Regions from separate parts of the Homo sapiens genome. Here regions 2 and 3 are each linked to region 1. A link is a contact called in ENCODE Hi-C data. All regions are on one chromosome and are shown on one strand. The core of a region is the stretch at or near the end of the contact, and the rest is flanking DNA. Distances in the headings are between cores, read along the strand shown.

What was found. Hi-C counts contacts between places; a loop is a spot of excess contacts on that map. Pooled maps may share reads with other maps.
Region 2: a map of CD8-positive, alpha-beta T cell shows a loop between it and region 1 (3-fold over the local background). The contact joins the promoter of PDCD6IP-DT here to the promoter of CNOT10 in region 1. A Hi-C loop is called at or near these places in 2 of 168 maps with a recorded cell type or tissue (CD8-positive, alpha-beta T cell and naive thymus-derived CD4-positive, alpha-beta T cell), 3 of 37 single-sample maps with no recorded cell type and 18 of 50 pooled maps.
Region 3: a map of B cell shows a loop between it and region 1 (13-fold over the local background). The contact joins the promoter of CLASP2 here to the promoter of CNOT10 in region 1. A Hi-C loop is called at or near these places in 4 of 168 maps with a recorded cell type or tissue (B cell, CD8-positive, alpha-beta T cell and naive thymus-derived CD4-positive, alpha-beta T cell) and 12 of 50 pooled maps.

What each region holds. Positions count from the first base shown.
Region 1 is chr3:32,683,155-32,687,376 of GRCh38, forward strand. CNOT10 (CCR4-NOT transcription complex subunit 10) reads left to right here and starts at 2,034. Exons shown (of 19, transcript NM_015442.3): 1 at 2,034-2,328. The coding sequence starts at 2,307. RefSeq lists a silencer at 1,835-2,144.
Region 2 is chr3:33,796,628-33,800,849 of GRCh38, forward strand. It overlaps PDCD6IP-DT (PDCD6IP divergent transcript), which reads right to left and starts at 1,892. Exons shown (of 2, transcript NR_183731.1): 1 at 1,768-1,892; 2 at 1-1,395. It overlaps PDCD6IP (programmed cell death 6 interacting protein), which reads left to right and starts at 2,003. Exons shown (of 18, transcript NM_013374.6): 1 at 2,003-2,310. The coding sequence starts at 2,102. RefSeq lists enhancers at 1,870-2,219, 2,166-2,699.
Region 3 is chr3:33,715,905-33,720,126 of GRCh38, forward strand. It overlaps CLASP2 (cytoplasmic linker associated protein 2), which reads right to left and starts at 2,350. Exons shown (of 39, transcript NM_001365631.1): 1 at 1,904-2,350. The coding sequence starts at 2,098. RefSeq lists a silencer at 2,082-2,421 and an enhancer at 2,622-2,711.

The sequences.
Region 1 (4,222 bases), core at 784-3,283:
TCATACTAGAGTAATCATATTGGCCCTATTCAAAATAGATAAAATATCCAAATGCCCAACAATAAAATGAATACATAAATTAAGGAATATTCACATAATGTAACATTATAATATATAACAATGAGAAACAAATACAACTTCATTCAACAATGTCAATGAATCTCATACTATCGAGCAAAAGAAGCTAGACCCTAAAAAATATATTGTATAATGTATATACATTAAGTTTAAAAGCAGGTGAAGCTAATCCATAGTGTTAAATGTCAGCATAATGATTATCTTTGTGGAGAGATGGGAAGAGGCATGAGGGGAACTCCCAGATATGGGTAAAGCTCTGCCCTTTCTCTGGGTGCTAGTTATATGTATGTGTTGAGTTGATGAAAAGTCAATACACTGTACTTATGATTCATGCACTTTTCTTTGTGTATGTTAGCCTGAATTAAAAAGTTTAAGAAAAAACAAATACTTTTTTTTTTTTTTGAGACAGAGTCTCACTCTGTTGCCCAGGCTGGAGTGCAGTGGGGCAATCTTGGCTCACTGCAATCTCCGCCTCCCGGATTCAAGGGATTCTCCTGCCTGAGCCTCCCAAGTAGCTGGGATTACAGGTGCACACCACCACGCCCAGCTAATTTTTGTATTTTTAGTAGAGACGGGGTTTCACCATGTTGGCCAGGCTGGTCACAAACTCCTGACCTCAAGTGATCCACTTGCCTTGGCCTCCCAAAGTGCTGGGATTGCAGGTGTGAGCCACCACGCCCGGCCAAAAACAAATACTTTTTTAAAAGAAAGTTTAAAACAAAAGTTAAAAAAAAAGAAAAAAACAGGTACAAACCTGAAAAATCTCCCAATTAACAAAGCTGGGACAATTTTAGCAACAAAATAATGTAGTATTGGAATGTAACCATTATAAGATAAACATCCATGAGTCCATACTGATATAAATAGCTAAGTGAGGGAGAAGAGGCAAACTTCCCTTGGGGAAGATAATTTATGTACATACTCCCCACTGCAGGAGGTAGAGCTTAAATACCCCGCCTTCCCACCTTGAGTGTGGGTTGCATTTATTGACTTGGTTCCAAAGTAGTGTGGAAGGGTAGGAGGAGTAATTGCACAGTAGAGAAAACTGGCAAGCACTACCTTAGAGAGGTAATCAAGGTTAACATGATCAGTGATGTCATTTTGACAGCATGTACCCTTGATTCTATGTGATGAGAACAGCCAGTCACCTTGTGGTCTTCCTCCTAAACACCCAAAACCCCAGTCTAACCATGAGAAAAATATTGGCCAAACCCAAATTGAGGCACATTCCACCAAATATCTGAGGAGTAACTCTTCAAAACTGTCAAGGTCATCAAAAACAAGAAGAATCTGAGAAACTGCCACAGCCAAAAATAGCCTAAGACGACATAATGAATAAATGCAATATGGTGTCCTGGACAGGATCCTGGAACAACAACAAAAAAAGGACATTGAAAGAAAGCTGGTAAATGTGAATAAAATGTGTAGTTTAGTGAGTAATAGTGCGCCAATCAAACTGGTTTCTTAGATGTGATCAACGTAACATAGTAAAATAATTAAGATGTTCACAATAGGAGAAACTAGGTGAGGAGACAGGAACTCTAGGTGTCATCTTTGCAACTTTTCTGCACAACTACAACTATTCTAAAATAAAAGGCGTTTCTTTTTAAACGGGAATCCTCAACAGCGCCTCTCTCATGGGGTTGCAAGAAATCAATGAGATAGTACAGACCAAGTGCAGGGCTCAGTGCTTAGCACATAAATGTCAGATGTGGTTATTGTAATATTATGTAACATTGAGGGACAAAAGCTCTGACACCTCGGTGTTTTAATTAGAGTAAGCAAAGGACAGACGCGCGTACGTCCCACCGCGTCAGCCCTGTGAACATCCAGAGGTTCCAGCCAGAGTACGTCCGGCCGGAGGCGGGGCGCGGAGGGGACGTCGGCGTGGGGCGGGGCCAGTAGCAGTTCCCACGCCGGCGCTCCAGGCGCGGCAGGCTGCCGCCCCCGGAAGTAGTGGGTACCGGGACGCCGTGAGGCGGAAGCTGTGTATGGCGGGAGGCTGTGGCGGTCCCTTGGTGGGGAAGCTGTTGCTGTTGCTAGACGACGGGAACTAGCTCTCGTCACTTCCTCAGCCCGCCGTCTGCCCACTCCTCTAGCCGGAACCTGGGGGCCCGGAGCCGGGGTAGGCACAGAGTTGTCCTCGGAGGTCCAGGACAGCGGCCAGCCCGGCGGCGGGAGTCAGGGCCACGCCACCTGCAGGGAAGAACCCGAGTCGAAGCGGGAAGATGGCTGCAGACAAGCCTGCAGGTAGGGCGCCAATGTCCCGAGCGACGAGACGGCGGGACGTGCGGGGCCGGGCGGACCCTGAACTCGGAGGCGGCGGGGCCCGGGGTGGGGACTCCAGGGCGACTTGAATTTGGGCGTGCATTTCTTTACCCCATCCTCTGTCTCGGCTGTCGCTAACATGAGTCTTCGGGCCCCGGGTCCAATAGTTGTTTTACTCAAGTGCAGTATTTGAAGTCGCCACTGGCCGCCTTTGCCCTGCTCTTCAGAATAACTCCGGCCCAAAAAGCTTAAATGTATTTTGCCGCTTCGCAGAATTTTCCGCTTCTTCGTGGGAAAAGCAGACAAGAGAAAGTCACCCTGGAGCACACATCTGCCTATAATATCGCGTGGCTGAGGCTGGGATTCACCTGGGCTGTTTTGACCACATGTGGCTTCCTCTGGTCATTGACTCCTGTGAAATTAACTTTGTAAAAACCACTTTTTTTTTTCTTGATAGAGACGGGCGGGGGTCTCGCTATGGTGCCCAGGCTGATCTCGAACTTCTGGGCCCAAGCGATCCTTCCGCCTTGGCCTCTCAAAGTAAACCACTTATTTAAAAAGGCATAAAATCCTATTGTCTCTCTACAGTCTGTGCTCCTAAAATCTTGCATTTGGTACTTAATTGCTCTAGTTCCTCGAAATTACTTAATCTCAATGGTTTTCTTTATGGATTATTGCTCCCATTCCTAGAATCTTCCACATTAAGGAATATAAAATTATTTCCTGACCTTGTCCGGAATGTTTCCCGCAAGAAATTCATATTCTTTGTGGCATCCAGGTTTTATTGGAAAGAACTTAAGTGACAGGATTTAAAAGTGATGGAACTTAAAATTTTTACAGTGAATTTAATTTAAAATTAAAGAAAAACTCAGTGTGCTGTGGATTTTAGTAGGTTCTGGTCACAATAACTGACAAATGAACTTCACTTGGAAATTAAGCCAATTCTATTTTAGGTACAGAGGAATAAAAATCATTAGAGGATCTCTTCAATAATCTAAGAAGAAAAACAACAGAACAAAGGCCTTGAGAGGGTATAAGGAATGTGCTGTGAAATTTTGGATAGGTTGTTCAGGGAAGGCCTCTGGTGAGATGATATTTGAGCAGAGATATGTAAGAAGTGAGGGAATGAGCCATAAGAAATGAGGAAAGGTGGATGAGGGAGAGACTATTAGACAGGAAAACGGCATGGCCTGTCCAAGGCTGGACCAGGGGACCAACATCTTCCTCCTTATTTTAGAATAGTGTCTGTGTTCCCCACATTTACCATTCCTACTTGCTCATACCATTGCGCTTGCCCGAAATCACCCTTTTAGACCTAAAGCCCATCCAGTTTTCAAATCCTCAGTCATAAAGCCTTCTACTTGTTCATTTATTCATTCGCAAAGATTGAGTGTTGAATAATGGATATGACACACTCCCTGCCTTTGAAGACCTGCTGTTCAGTCTGTTGGAGGAGACAGGCATATCCTAGCTGCACTCCTGTTTGGTAAGAGCTGTGTAATGTGTGTAGTTGAAGAATAAGGTCCACAGTGATTAGGGGACTGTTTTTTTCATTGGTTTAAGTTTATAGGCCATATTGAAGGAAACTTCCTGCTTTGATATAAGGTTAAATTTGAATAAAATAGATGAGTGTTTAGTGTAGCTCCTTTGAATCTCTGCTCATCTCCATCTCATCTGCTGTGTTTCTGGCCTTTATCTTTTAATATGATCTATGTCGCATTGAGTAGTCTTCTCACTGGTGTTTGTCTCTTGTCTCTTCCTATCCCATCCATTTTCCTCACTGTCGCCCCCCGCTTTTTTTATGTCCTAAGACATTCATTGAATCCTGTCATTCCCCTTCCTATAAAGTTTCTAAGACTGTACATGCTTTGGGCAT
Region 2 (4,222 bases), core at 642-3,141, 1.1 Mb after region 1:
TAATTTTTTCTTTATGCATCAGCCAAGGGTGGCTACTTATTTTAACATAGAATAGCTTAATTAAAATAAACAAAAATTTTTATAAATTGTGGTAAAATAGGCCGGGTGCAGTGGCTCACGCCTGTAATCCCAGCACTTTGGGAGGCTAAAGCGGGTGGATCACTTGAGGCCAGGAGTTCGAGACCAGCCGGGCCAACATCGCGAAATCCAGTCTCTATTAAAAATACAAAAATTAGCCAGGCATGTGGTGTGCACCTGTAGTCCCAGCTACTCAGAAGGCTGAGGCAGGAGAATAGCTTGAACCTGGGAGGTGGAGGTTGCAGTGGGCTGAGATTGTGCCACTGCACTCCAGCCTGGGTGACAGAGTGAGACTCTTTCTAAAAAAAAAAAAATTGTGGTAAAATAAACTTTTACTATAATGAAAGTAGTCTATGTGCTGCAAAAGTTACAATGAAAAAGATAGGCAAACACAAAGAAAAAAATACACATTTCCACTTCCAAAGATTACCAATACTAACACCTTAGGGTATAAGCCCACTATTTTTTTAGTTGTACATAAATACATATATGTGCATTTTTAAACCAAAATGAGATGCTGTAACATACTATTTCGTGACTTGCTCTTTTCAGTTAATGATCTTTTCCATGGCAATACAGTTCTATTTTATCCAATACTCAGTCCATCTACATTCATATTTCTTTAATGGTCCTGAAAATGCATTTTATAGACAGTCTGTTCAAACCAGGATCCAATTCAAACTGTTATGTCCCTTAAATTTCTTTTCATAAAGCAGTTGCTTTTATCATGACAAATTGTTGAAGAGATGGGCCAGTTATCCTGCAGAATGTTTCACCTTCTGGATCTGTCTAGTTACTTCCTCTGGCATCATTTAGTTTGTTCATCTATCTGTTGTATTTTTTATAAACTGTGTTAGATGCAAAGGCTTGACAGATTCAAGTTAAATATTTTTGCCTGGAATATACCATGATGATACTGTATACTACATCCCATCAAAAGACAAACTATCCGATTGAGCTACAACGTGGCCTTTAAAAAATGTAAATTATAAGTGTATATAGCTTCCTCTGCATTTATTATACAATACTAAACAAATTCTTCAACTTGGACAACAAGTTTCTGAATGATTTGATGCCTGCTTACTCATCCAACTTTATTCCATCCCATTCTATTTGTTTTTAAAGGTCTTGTCACATGTTTCGTTTCTAGTCCTGAAACATGGTTAAGTGCTTGCCTCCTAGGGCCTCTGCCGCAGGCTTTTGGTTTGGAGGCTCTCCTTTGCCACTCCACCCCTCTCCACTCTTCTCCTCTTCTGATATCAAGCATCTTCTCAAATTACAGGTGTCGTTTTTAATTTATTTAAAATTTTGTTCTTTCTACAAAACAGCAACCAGAGACACAGGTTCATTTTCAGTTAACCTACTCGGAGAAAACCTACTTTATCTTATTTAAATTAGGGTCCTCCAAGCGATCTTAACATCTCCTAAGTCCCAAGCACCCTGTTTTTTTCCTGATACTTTTTCCGTTTACCTTAAGGTCTGTGTCAACCTGACAGTAAGCTGCACGATGGCAGGGGTCTTGCCTACTAGGTTCCCTGTGCACAGCAGCCCGTCAACAGTAGTTGAATAAACATCATAGGTCACAATAACCCTGGGACTGCCTCTTGGGGAGGTAGCCGCAAACTCTCGCAGGTGGCAGTGACACCAGTACTTCTCCGGGGGGTTGTTCGAGTGGAGGAATACTCTTACGTGAAAGTGCTCAGTACACCACTGCGGCAGGAAGGAGGAAGGGAAGAATTCCAGATGGGGAGAAAGTAATATTTTGCAGCACAGTACAGGGTAAACTGGGTCCAGGTGGGCGTAGCCGCCGCGACACCTTCACGTGACCGCGGACAGCTTAAGGACCCCGCATCCAGTGCGCCTGCGCTGGAGCTCCCGGAAGTTGCCGGACCCGGAACGCAGGCGGAGCGCAAGTCTGTCAGCCAGTCAGTCCGCCAGTCCGCCAGCCCAGTACCTCTCTCTCCTCGGCCCTCGTAAGCTGTCCGCGGTCTGTTTGGCCCGAACGGCGGCGGAGGCGCTGATCATGGCGACATTCATCTCGGTGCAGCTGAAAAAGACCTCAGAGGTGGACCTGGCCAAGCCGCTGGTGAAGTTCATCCAGCAGACTTACCCAAGCGGCGGGGAAGAGCAGGCCCAGTACTGCCGCGCGGCGGAGGAGCTCAGCAAGCTGCGCCGCGCCGCAGTCGGTCGTCCGCTGGACAAGCACGAGGGCGCGCTCGAGACGCTCCTGAGGTGGGCGCGGGGCTGGGAGTGGGTAGGTTGTCTGCCAGCCGTCGCTCGCCGCTCCTCTTCCCGTCTCCCCCCTTCCTTCAATCCTGTAACCTGGGCGGAGCCGCCCCGTCCCGGCCTGACCAGGCGCGTAGGTGTGGTCTGCATTCTTTGCTGGTGAGCAGGACCCGCCCTGCAGGCCCGCTGTGACTGCCCGCTTGTCCTGCCTGCACGTCTGCTCTAGCCCTTGGTCGGCGAGGGCTCCGTGGATCAGATACCTGGGAGCAGCAGTCTGCCCTGTACTGATCTCTTTTGCCACATTTACTTAGAACTAGTCTTCACTTTTTTGGGTCTCTAACTGAAGCTTCCCCTTTCGCCCCATTTTTCCATCACTGTCTTTCTTGGGCCACATTTTGATTTCATAATAGTAGTTGCTTGAAGGCAGTGGGGGAAGTGGGGGAATTGGGACACTGGACCAAATGTCTGATCAGCTCATCACATTGTCCACATGAAATGGACCGTCTTCCTCAGTTCAAAATAATCAAATGATAGATGGAGAATTCTGAAAGTTAGGAGCTACAACTATTTGAAATAAAACTCTAGTTACATAGTTGAACCGTTCAAGGTAGGTTGTTTAAAAGCAGTTTGTTCACAAACAGATATATACACAGTAGAGTAAATTTGTTATTTTAGCAAACGCTTATTTAGCTCATGCTGATTTAATGAGGGTTCCTTTCATGATACTTAATAGTTATAAGAACATTTTTTACGATTTTATAGTTAAACATTTCTTTTGCATACCTTGTTAATCTCGTTTTCTCCGTATAGTATATTCTACTTGTTTCACAGGAGAATCACAATTGTATTCCAATCCAAGTAGCAGAAACCCAGGCTAAACTAGCTTGAGCTAAGAAAAGACTTATTCTGCCGGGCGCGGTGGCTCACGCCTGTAATCCCAGCACTTTGGGAGGCCGAGGCGGGCGGATCACGAGGTCAGGAGATCGACACCATCCTGGCTAGCACGGTGAAACCCCATCTCTACTAAAAATACAACAAATTAGCCGGGCGTGGTGGCGGGTGCCTGTAGTCCCAGCTACTCGGGAGGCTGAGGCAGGAGAATGGTGTGAACCTGGGAGACGGAGCTTGCAGTGAGCCGAGATCGCGCCACTGCACTCCAGCCTGGGCGACAGAGTGAGACTCCATCTCAAAAAAAAAAAAAAAAAAAAAAAAAAGTAAGACTTATTCTGCTAACTGAAAAGTCTAGGGATATTCCTTCCTTAGCTTTAGGTATCACTGGAGATCGTCTTGCCTCCGTGATGCTTCCCTCGAAAGCTTTGTTCATGTATTGAGAGGGATGGCTGTAGTGTAATAACAATCGTCCGCAACACTCAGTATCTTACAGAAGGGAGTGCTTTTCTCCTTAGCTCTGGTGGAAGTCCATGGGAGGCTCCTGGGTTTGTTTGCACCCATTTATGATGGTGGGAAATGGGCTAAGTTAATTGCCCTTATCTGAGTCATCCAGCCGGTTTAATTTCTCCTTACCCCATGGATCAAAGCAAGATGAGTCCGGACTGGGGAAGGGTTGGTTCTCCGAAGGAAGGGGTACTGAATAGATTGCTCAGAGGAATTAAGACCCCTTGGTGTCAAATTTTAGAGCTACAACTGTTGGGCTGCAAGGATCATTAGTCTAATAGCATAAGCATTTTTTTTAAAGTTAACCTAGAAATACTTAGCCATTCTTTAGAATTAACATAATTAAACAATTTCAAGGTAATTTTTATGTAGGCATGAATAGCATTCAGTGAGGATTTTCCATTAGTAATATTAAGAAAACATAGTTGTGGTATAATGAGCCCTGTGATAAAAATCTTGTTGAATATATCAAATTTGGTTCCAGCCCTCAGATTTGGGGTCTTCAGAAGCACTTGGTGCATGG
Region 3 (4,222 bases), core at 1,100-3,599, 1.0 Mb after region 1:
AAACTTAAAGCAACAGATTAATTAGAATGCCCTTTCCCTAGCAATGTCAGAAAAGTTTCTATGCTATAGAATTCAACAGAAAGGGAAGAACTAGTGATTTAGGAAAGAGAGCAGAATTGATGGATCAATGTCCTTGAGTAAGCAAGAAGGCATGGAATCTAATACTTTCGTGGAGGGAATTGCATAAATGAGGAAAACAGGCAATTTATCTATTCTAACAAGGAAAAAGGAAGATTATATGGTCACAGCTACAAGGAAGTGTATAGACAGGTGGTGGGAGACTATGGCAGTTCTCTTCTGACTGCTGAAATTGTCTTGGGCTACATTATCTAGTGAGGAGCATGGAGAAAATACGTAGTGAAAACAGAAAAGAACCCGGATGAGACCCCTGATGGATTCTAACTCTTAAAGAACAGTTAAAAACACAGCACCGAGTAGAAGTAGGGCTTAGAGGCATAACAGAAAACTAGCATACTGTGGTATCACAGAATATCAGCGTGATTGCTCAACTGTCATTCACTGAGGTACATCTGAGGAGTGAAATGGCCCAAAGCCAATTCACAACAGCCCGTGTAGAAGATGGCACACCAATCTTAACTTCGGAAGGGGTGCAAACATTACCAAAGCGCTGTCTTTCTACAACAGTCTATGCTGTAGCATAAAATCAACTATCTTGAGTGTGAATATGTATATGCCTTTCTTACAGAGTAAATTTAGCTTGTTTCTTCCAAAGAAATAATCTCCCAAATGGTAATGATATATTATTAAATTACCTTTTCCCCAAACGTTTTAAAAATAATAATCAAGAGATGGTATGTAATGAAGCATCGACGTGGGTAACTCTCAAACTTTATTGTCCTTGTAAAAAGTCTAACCTTTCCAAAACTCATCTGGGCTTTACCATTAAATCTGCGTCATAATTCTAGAGTTTGTCTTTCTTCTCTTTTTGAATAAAAGGTTTCAAAGTACAGCCTATTCGCTGGATCATGAGAATATGTTACTAAGAAGAATCACTTCATCCATGGGAAGCTGCAGTCAGCATTTTAAAGCAACACTGCCACCAGAAGACAAGAAAGAAAAGTAACTACTAACGACTACGGGGCAAGTTAAATACAAAATATTTACCTGGCCTCCCAACGCGGCTACATTACACCCTGCCTACCACCAACTCTTCAGAAAGGCTCATTCTTTCTCGCACCTCATCTTTGTAACTTTTTCCCCCCCAGCATTAGCCTATCTACTAAGACACATCAACCTAAAATCGTATCCTAATGTCCTATCTGTTGGTCTGGGTAGTGTTTACACAGGTGAACACAAATGTCGAAGTCTTTCACTGATTTTTTTTTCAAAATAAGTGATCAACATTGTGTCCTAGTAACTCCGCAACGTGTCACGGAATCGCTGAATTTGTCATTGTCCACAAGTGTAGAAAAATGTGGTCACAAGTCAGTCCTCGGCTCGCGTACGAAGAGGCGGTCTGCCCAGTGGGGACGCGGGACCCCCCTGTTTCCCCTATTTTTATTTATTTTTTACTTTTTTTGAGACAGAGTCTCACTCTGTCGCCCAGGCTGGAGTGCAGTGGCTCGATCTCGGCTCACTGCAACCTCTGCCTGCTAGATTCAAGCGATTCTCCTGCCTCAGCCTCCTGGGTAGCTGGGATTACAGGCGCCCGCCACCACGCCCGGCTAATTTTTGTATTTTTAGTAGAGACGGGGTTGCACCATGTTGGTCAGGCTGGTCTCGAACTCCTGACCTCGTGATCCGCCCGCCTGTGCTTCCCAAAGTGTGTTTCCCCTCTTAAGCAGTGGTTCGGACGGGAGCTTTCCCGGCCCGGCGCTCGCGTCCGGGATTAAAGGGCTGCCGCGGAGGGCGTGACCAGCCCAGCCTCGCCGCCGTCGCTTACCCGGTAGTTGCTCGAACCCACCCAGCCGGTGAGCGCGTCGACTGTCTTGCCTAGGCGGCCCAGGTCCTCCTCCAGGTCCGAGATGGCGCCGGGGGCGCCAAGGTAGAGCAGGAGCTCCTGGCCGACCTGCAGCCGGCCGCCGACGTCCTTCTGCTGCACCTGGGCGCAGAAGTACTCCATGCTGCGGGGCTCCATGGCTGCGGCCGCCCGCCCGCCTGCCAGTCTGTGAGCGGCCAACTTTCGCCGAGAGCCGCCCAGCCTCCAGTGCGGGTCCCCGCGGGAGCGGGCGGGACTCACTTAGCCCGCCAGGGGCGCGGCTTGCGGGGCGCAGCGGGCGGCGGGAGGAACGCCAAGCGCCCAGCCGCCCCCAAACTAGTCAAACTCGGCGCCCCCCGATCCCCAGCCCGCTTCAGAGGCCGCGGCCGCGGGCGACGTCAGCACGCGCGTGACGTCAGCACGACGCCGGCGAGGGCCCTCCAGTCCGGCTAGCGTTTTGCTGCGGAGGTGGTGGAGGTGGCTGCGGAAACCGCTGGGAGCGATAGGACCTCTAGGGAGACTTGGGGTCCGAGTTGGGCCGAGCCCCCTGGGAGGCGGGCCGTTCTTTGCTAGCCGCTGTCAGGGCACCCTGCCCTCGCCCTGTGAAATGTGGAACGTTTCCAAGTTTGCCTCCACTTGTATTCAACACTTAGGAAAGTACTTGGCATCCCCCTTTCCCGCCCCCACTGCCGGTTTAAAAAAAAAAAAAAAAAAGAATACACTCCTGACTTCTGCTTCCAGCCACCACCACAGTCACTGTGTAATACTTAAAAAAACAAAACAAAACAAAACTTAGGTTTGCCTAAAGTAAAACGCACAGATTTTCAGCGTACACTTCATGAGTTTCGGCAAATGTATTCACCCGTGGAACCGCCACCCCAGTGAGGGTACAGCACGTTTCCAACACCCCAGGAAGTCCCAGGACACTTCCCAATTATCTGCTCTTCCCTAGGCAATTCTAATTTGATTTCTAGCATGGTAACATAGTTTTCCCTGTTCCTGAACTTCATACAGTCTGTGCTTCTTTGGAGTCTGGTTTCTTTTAGCATAACGTTTGGGGTCCATCCAGCGCTGTTGGTGTCTCAGAAGTCCATTCCTTTTTATTGCTTTCCATTCTGTGGAATCACTACCATTTGTCGATCCATTCACTTGTTGGTAGATATTTGGGTTGTTTCCTATTTTTTATAATTATGAATAAAGCTGCTACAACGGTTAGTGCACAAGTTTTTGTGTGGATATATTTTCTTCTCTCATGGGTAAATAAATACCAAGGACTGGCATTACTAGGTCTTGTAAGTTGTATGTTTAACTTTAGAAGAACCTGCCAAATTGTTTACCAAAGTGACTGGATCATATTAAATCCCCACCAGCAATGCTTGAGAGTTCCAGTTGCTCCACAATATTTGATATGGTCAGGGTTATTAGTTTTAGCCATTCTGGTGGGGGTAAAGTTGTCTAATACATTCCAAAAGCACACTGTGTTTATCTTCTTGACAATTATTCCCAATCACAACAAAATGATTATTTATGTAATATCTTTCTCTTCTAATACACAGAAAGCTCCAGGAACCTTTGTGTTTTCCTAGGGTGGTGCCTAGCAAATAATGGGTGGCCAATTTAAGTTAAATGAGTGAATGAATTCAACAAAAATTGATATTTGAAATATTCACAATAACTAAGAATAAACAAACTCAAAATTCAAAGAAATTGACTGTTTTCTGTGTTCTTTTTTCAGTATTTCTGTGTTTCACATTGTATTGAGTTTGTAAAGTTTCTTCCATCTTTAATTGGTTGTAATTTCCCTCAGACTATGCCTCAATCAAGTAAACTATGTGTGATGGTTAATTTTATGTGTCAACTTGACTGGGGCAAGAGATGCCCAAATAGCTGGCAAAACATTATTTCTGAGTGTGTCTGTGAGAGAGTTTATGGAAGAGATTATCATTTGAATTGGTGAGCTGAGTAAAGCAGATGGCCCTTCCCAATGTCAGTGGACATCATCCAATTCGTTGAGGCCTGAACAGAACACAAGTGTGGAGAAAGGCCAAATTCACTCTCTCTGCTCGATCGGAAACATCCATCTTTTCCTGCTCTCAAAGATGGGTGCTCCTGGTTCTCAAACTTTAGTATTCAGACAGAAACTTATATCATCAGTCCTCCAATTCTCAGGCCTCCAGACTAGGACTGTATTACACCACCAGGTTTCCTGGTTCTCCAGCTTGCAAACAGCAGACATGAGACTTCTTGCCTCCCTTAACCGTGTGAGCCAATTCCTATAATAAT